Linked DNA regions of Homo sapiens: region 1 is linked to region 2. The links are chromatin contacts, found by Hi-C or POLR2A ChIA-PET in ENCODE. All regions are on one chromosome and are shown on one strand. The core of a region is the stretch at or near the end of the contact, and the rest is flanking DNA. Distances in the headings are between cores, read along the strand shown. Region 1 holds the start of AMMECR1 (AMMECR nuclear protein 1). Region 2 has its middle 110 kb from the start of TMEM164.

Evidence for each region. A loop is a pair of places that touch in the nucleus more often than their neighbours do. ChIA-PET counts read pairs that join two places held with the same protein, here RNA polymerase II (POLR2A). Pooled maps may share reads with other maps.
Region 1: a map with no recorded cell type shows a loop between it and region 2 (2.7-fold over the local background). The contact joins the promoter of AMMECR1 here to the enhancer-like site in region 2. A Hi-C loop is called at or near these places in 1 of 37 single-sample maps with no recorded cell type and 2 of 50 pooled maps. POLR2A ChIA-PET finds 5 or more read pairs at or near these places in 1 of 52 experiments (WTC11).

Annotation. Positions count from the first base shown.
Region 1 is chrX:110,316,832-110,320,321 of GRCh38, forward strand. It overlaps AMMECR1 (AMMECR nuclear protein 1), which reads right to left and starts at 1,254. Exons shown (of 6, transcript NM_015365.3): 1 at 768-1,254. The coding sequence starts at 1,240. LOC105373312 (a long non-coding RNA gene) reads left to right here and starts at 1,421. Exons shown (of 4, transcript XR_938504.3): 1 at 1,421-1,617. RefSeq lists silencers at 767-922, 967-1,026, 1,220-1,554, 1,287-1,436 and an enhancer at 1,117-1,246.
Region 2 is chrX:109,887,060-109,890,599 of GRCh38, forward strand. No RefSeq gene overlaps it. Among named protein-coding and RNA genes, the nearest start is that of TMEM164, 110 kb to the right of the region's middle. Within about 2 kb of position 2,277, at least 3 of the 41 ENCODE cell types and tissues checked have a DNase peak (open chromatin) inside an H3K27ac peak, as active enhancers do.

The DNA of each region.
Region 1 (3,490 bases), core at 4-2,503, 430 kb after region 2:
TAATGTACAAACTGACCGTGGCTCTGTGGGGACAGTTCTCTTTGAATGAGCTATTATCCAGACGGTGGAATGGAAAAAAAAAAAAAAAAGGTCGCACTCTTCAAATGTGAGGAAGCCGGCAGTGCGCTCGCTACACGAGAAACACATTTTAATGGGTGTATTTGGATAAAAATAAGTAGTAAGGGAAAAATGTGTTTTAAGAAACCTCCCCCCTTCCCAGGGCACAAGAAAACCCAGAGGAGAAGATGGGTAACCTCACAAGCTCCAGAGCTAAGTTCCATCACTAACAGAAGTTGGATAGTTGCTATTTTTCATCCTGCAATGGGATAGTAGTTCTCCATGTGCAAGATACGCGGGGCGGGAATACTGGCGGGGCTTTCACTTGGGGTAATGGAAACCAAAGTGAGGAGAGGTCAACACCTTGAGTAACCCAGATCTCCAAAACCGGGGCAGGGTGAGGGGTGGTGGGGGTGGTGAAGGAGACAAGTAAAGGAGTCAAAACTCCTCGAAGTCATCGCAAAGAGAAAGCTAACACCTCTAGGAGCCACGGGGCCATTCCTTGCAGCAGCACCCTGCTCCAAGTGTGGGGTGCCTGCCTCGGAGGGCAAAAAGCGCAGGGTGCCCTTAGTTCAGTTGAGTAGCTCCGGGGACCCGGGCAGCGAGAGGGCAGGGGCATCCGCCGGCCGGGAGGCGGACTCGCACTTTGCCTCAACTCTGAGCCCCATCCCGAGCGCAAGGGAGAGGGCGGCGGAGGGCACGGTACTCACTAGGGCTCGTTGGTGAATCGGGGGGTCCGGGGCTGCTGGTATCCATACAGGTGACAGTAGAGCACATCGAAGCAAAAGCAGCACATCTCTGCTGACACCACCATCTTCCGGGAGCCCGGCGATGAGGACGAGGCGGCGGACGATGAGGAGGGTGAGGAAGAGGTGGCGGCGGCCGGGGTAGAAAGTAGGGTCCCCACTCCGCAGCTCGGAGGTGGCGACAGGGCGATCCCCCCGCCGCCGCCGCCGCAGCCCTGGGGGGGAGAGAGGGTACAGCCGCTGCCGCTACCTCCTCCGGTTAGACCTCCCAGCCCGTTGAGCCGCGTACCGGCGCCTCCTAGTCCCAGCTCCCCAGCTCGGCACTGGCTCTCTCCGCTGCAGTGGGAGGAGGAGGAGGCGCCACCACCGCCACCCGAGCCAGAGGGGGGCGAACTGGACAGTTTCTGCTTCTTCACCCCGCAGCAACCCGCCGCCATCTTGGAACAGTCTCCCCCACGCAGCGTTTCCGACCCATAAGTGAGGCGAGCTGGCGGCGGGGGCGAGCACGCTGCGGCTCAGGCCGCCGGGGGCGCGCCAGAGGCTGGCGGGGCGCGCGCGCGCCGCTCCCGGCCCCGTCTGCCTAGCCACGCGGCTGCCCCGCGCGCGCCCCCGCCTCGGTGCGCGCTCCTCGCTTTCGCGGCTGGGCGCCTCGCGCCTGTCCCGCCCGACTCGTGCCTCTTCTGAGCCGCAGCCCCAGCCCCAGCCCCAATCTCAATCTCTCCGGCCGGCAGAGGTTGGAAGACAGGAAGCCGATTAGAAAGGAAGGTGAAGGAAACAAGAGTCAGACAGCGGAAAGTGGGAGCAAAGGGAGAAGGTGGGCACGCCCGGGAAGGAAGGAGGGAAAGGGAAACTAGTGGGGGTAGGGGGGAAGAAAGGAGAAAGTCCGAAGTAAGCATCCAGGTCCCAAAGCACAGCTCAGTAACCCCCCGCCGCAAGCAGTATTAATGACACTTAAGCCCAGTTACGTGGAACCTGAGCCACCCGGCCTCAAATACACGGGTTTCTGAACTGTTGGAGTGTGAGCGAGCAGGTGCCCAGAGCTCCATACCTGAGACCGCCCCTGTAAAGTGTGTACAAAGCAATCCAGGAAATGGCCACGCTGCTGTCTTTTTAATTCCAGCCTAAGCACACACCAGGGTACTCTTTCCTTTCCTTATGGAGAAATATTCAAGTCCGACTGAATCTATGTATCTTGTACTTGTTCCCCCAACTTACCCTCCTTGCCCCGTTTAAACATTTAAAAGCCAAAAATAAAGTCCTAACTAATACTTCACTGGTTCAAAGATACTAATTGTGCTTTGGGACTTGCAGTGGTGGACTTTTCTGGTTTTGGTTTTTATTTCTTGGCTTGGGTACAAAGCAATTAGGAATATTATCTGTAGTGCTCAGATCTTAGAGATAAATAGGGAAGGTAATGTACTTAGTCACAAATTGAAAGATTTTGTTCAAGTATATAATTAGCTCTTAATATTCATTTTTAAAATTTCTCAATTAAATGCTTGGATGGATGAGGAGACATATGAGTCAGTCCCTTTCTGGGTGCCTAAGTGCAGCTTAATAATAAAAATAATGACAATAATCAAATGTTAAAATTCGTAGAAATGAACGTGATAGAAATAGAAAGCGTAAGTTATTTGCATTGTATCTACACCATGCTAAAACATCTAGATAAAGTCAGGTATCTGCATATTTAAAAACTGCAGATTGATTTTTGTCACCTTTTTTCTACATGCGTGGGATCTTGCAGATAGCTGGGGGCTGTTCATTCCACTCAGGGAATAAAAACAAAACAATTTATTCATTCAGTAATATTGAGCCTCTGCACCATACTATGTGCACAACACTATACTTCTGTTGAAATCCAGGGCGTACTCAGGAAGTATGCCTCCCGCTCTAAAAGAGTTTATGAATTAAGTCAGATACATGCACATAATCAGATAAATAGCTATTATAGTATGTATTGAACACTTTTTAGGTCTCCAATACCATACCTCGTCCTACCCCATAATCCTTCAGAATAAGATACTATCTCGTTTTATCTTCACAACAATGCTCTGAGGTTACTCATTAACAGATGAGGCTATTAAACCTCAGAAGTAATTTGCCCAACATCACACACCTAGAAAGTAACAGAGCTAGGATTGGAATGCTGGCATGTCTGATTCCAAAAACCATGCCATTATACTACATTGCCTCTCACTAACAATATATGATAACAAGGCTAAGGATGGACAAAAGATAGTGACATTACACTCCAGCAGGTGGAACCGAGGTTAAACAGAAATAAGAACTTAGTTTTTATGGAAAGATTGAGAGACACTGAAATATGTTACCAAGGAAAGATGAAAAATCTCCTTCCAAAAAGATTTTATGAGATAGATAGATGAAAATCTGGAATGGTTAGATGCAGCCTAAAGACAAAAGGGATAGTTTAATTGGTCGGTGATATGTAATTTCATCCTCTCAAACTTCATCACTGTTAGAATTAACCTTAAGTATGAAACAAATAACAATTCTTTGTCAATTACTAGTGGAGTAAAAAAATGCATTAATATTTTGTCTATGTTACAGAAGAGAAAGCAGATTGGTTTTTTTAAAAAGCACCACAACAACTGGTATGTTAGGGTGTTTTGTACGTTAGGGTGTTTTGTTTTGTACTTTGTCCTTAACTACCACAGGCTACCTTT
Region 2 (3,540 bases), core at 1,027-3,526:
GCTTGGAGCTGGACAATGACTCCCCTCATTCAGGTGGTTCTGGGTGAGGGGGTAAAGATGGATAGTCCAGCGGATTGAAGACTGTGAGTTGCTGGGGAAAGGATGCTGGGATCTAGAATAGGTTTGTGAATTTGGAAGAGAAGCCCTGGTGAGGGCTGGGAAGTGAGCAGGAGATAGGGAACAGAGTCCCCCAATTTTCCCCATTCTGTCCCACTTCTCTATTCTCTTCTCTCTCATTTGTGGCCAGCCCAAGCAAGAGACTGGCACTGAAAGAACAAGAGGGTGAGGTGGGAAAACTTCAGGGGTAGCATGACTGGCTGAGAAGGATAGGATTCTCTCCCTTTTTCTCTCCCTTGACACTGTTATCTACTGCCTGCAGGGGAGGCAGGGGTCTTGGTAGTGGGTAGAGGAGGGGAGGTGAGAGTAGCTATGGAAATCAGGGGCTAAAAGGGATTTTTCCTTCATTCTTCTTCACCCTTCGAAGATAGCCTTTGTCACTGCTTGCCCTGCCAGGCGCCTGGCCTACAAGGGGCGAAAAATGGAGAAAGAGATGGATATCCTCCAGCCATGCAGCTAGGGTGTCAGTTCTTCTTTTTTTTTTTTTTTTTCTTTTCTTTCTTTTCTTTTCTTTTCTTTTTTTTTTGTTGTTTGTTTGTTTTTTTGAGACAGAGTCTTGCTCTGTTGCCCGGGTTGGAGTGCAGTGGCACGATCTCGGCTCACTGCAACCTTCACCTCCCGGGTTCAAACCATTCTCCTTCCTCAGCCTCCCAGGTAGCTGGGACTACAGGCATGCGCCACCACACCCAGCTAATTTTTTTGTATTTTTAGCAGAGATGGGGTTTCACCATACTGACCAGGCTGGTCTCGAACTCCTCACCTCAAGTGATCCGCCCGCCTTGGCTTCCCAAAGTTCTGGGATTACAAACATGAGCCACCACACCCGACCAGGGTGGCAGTTCTTGGGTGGCAAATAGATGTGGTTAGTCAGACATCCATCAGAGAGGCTGCCTACCTCTTTTTCCTACGTAAACGGAGGGAAAATTTATTGCTATTTGTGACATTCCCTGTGCAGGAGGAGAGAGCAACTTACTGTCACCAGAGAAGTTAAGGCACGAGTTTCAAACTCAATTTGACAGCAGTAATGATAACCATAAAATAGCATTTAAGCTGGGTGTAGTAGTGGCTTGCACCTGTAGTCCCAGTTGCTCGGGAGGCTGAGGTGGGAGAATCACTTGAGGCCAGGGGTTCTAGGTCAGCCTGGGTAACAGAGGGAAGACCTGCATCTCTAAAAAAAAGAAATAACTAAAATAACTAGCTAGCATTGGTTGAGGGAATGCTGTGTGGCAGGCACTGAGCATCCTTATCTCACTGAATCCTCACAGTAAAAGCAGTACAGATGCAAGCCCTAAGGTCAAGCCAATCTGAGTTTAAGTCTTCACCCTGTCACTCACTAGTTAAAGCATAGTGCTTGACACAGAGTAAAAACTCAGTAAATACGGAATAAATATTCATCAATTAACAAATCAATTGATATTAGTCATTAATATGAATAAATATTACTATATACACACAATCAATCATATGAAGCAGGTACTATTACTATCTTCTTCTTATAAATGAGGAAGTTGAGGCCCTGAGAAATTAAGGACTCTGTACAAGTTTACACAGCTACTAAGTGGCAGAACCTGAATTGAAAACTAGTTGTCAGTGCAGAGTTTCTGTTTGAGATGATGACAATGTTCTGGAAATAGATAGTAGTGATTGTACAGCACTGTGAATAGACTTAATGCCACTGAATTATATACTCAGAAATGATTAGAATGGTACATTTTATGTTATGTATACTTTAACACACACACACACACACACACACACACACACACACACATACACACATCAGTTGTCAGACACTGGGATTTTAACCACTGTGTCATATACATGACCTCTCAATGGGCATTAATCAAGTTTCTATTATTCAGAAGACCCTCCCAATGTCATAAAGCGAGGGCTAAATTTGCAATCAAAAGACCTCTGTTCAAACACCGTATCTGCTTCTTACAATGAGTAAGTGGCTAAGACTTGTCTGAGTTTTCTTGGGCCAAAAGGGGTACAAGTCATACACAAGCCTTTCTCCAAGAGTTCACTTCAGTTGCAGACACTCAGGTCCCTGTAATGTTACTGGATAACCTTGGGGAGAGGGGATCCAGATCAATTTGAGCCCCTGACAAGGAGGGCAAGGAAGCTCTGAGCCAGCTTACCCATTCTTAGTTACTCCTCTTCCCAAAGTGAAATGTGGCAGCTACTGGGTGGGGACTTTTAAGAGGAAGTGAGACAGCTACTGATAGGGGAACTTGAGGAGGGCCCCCTTGGAAAGGGGAAGGAAGATGAGCACATATTGAGATAAACCATTTTCAGGGTGTTAAAACTAGATTAAAACCAGTGTTTTTACATGTCACAAAAAAGAAATCCACACCACAAACAATCCTAGTAGCTACTTTTCCTGCAAAAGTAATCATTCTTTTATCCAAGGTTCCTTGGGGATTAAACAACAACAACAAAAATCCCTCAAAGTCCTTGTCAGCTTCTTTGGTTCCTCTATGACTTTTTACTGTACTCAATGGAGAGAAGTGCTCAGTAACAACCGAGTCCCCAGATACACCATGACATTGCAAGAGAAGATGAAACATGAGGAAATCCACCCCCTTCCCATTTTCCAGACCACATCCTCCTCCCCTGTTCAATCTCCCTAAAGTTTTCACTAGGCTTGTTCAGGTCAGGAATGAACTATAACCAGTGGATGCTGCCCTCTGCTGCAAAGCAGGCTTCATCCGCGGCTGCACAGCCAGTCTTGGCTTCCACAAGACCTCTCTTGTGTTAATGATTCAAAGCACATGTTTGTAATTAAAAATAACAATAATAATTCAGGGTACCAGGCTGACCACGCAAATATAGTTATCCTGAGAGGGGGGCTTGCAGAACACCTTTCAGGGCAAATCCCCCACCACCTTTACATAGGACTGAGACAGCCTAGAAAAGTACAGAATGCTTTACTGTTATTTTCCTCATCCTGGCCCCATGCACTAACTAGACACAGTCTTTCCAGAGAAATACCAACATGACACAACCCCACGGGGGCATTGGGTCCCTCTGTTCTGGATTTGCCTCCTTCTGCTTCACTTCAGTTGTCTTAATTCCATTCACCTTGGTTCTCTGAGCCCCGGTTGACACAGCACACTGGCTCTCTACGCTCCCCTCTGTCTCCTTCTGCTGCCATGCCCTATTGTAGCCATGTCCTTCCATCTGGCACTCAGAAATCTTTCCCAAATGTCATTCTGCTAGTCTCCTGACACCTTCACACAATCTGCCCATCCTCTTGGACAGAGCTGACATGGTCCCCGAGGCTGGGGATGCTAGAGGCCACCTAGTAGCCACTAGGAAGCAATGCTTGTACTCTGTGCCCTGTGCACTCAGTGACAGGCAAGGAGGCTGTGGAACTATTCTCACAATCATCCGGACCTGTCTTCTCAACCCCATTGGTGC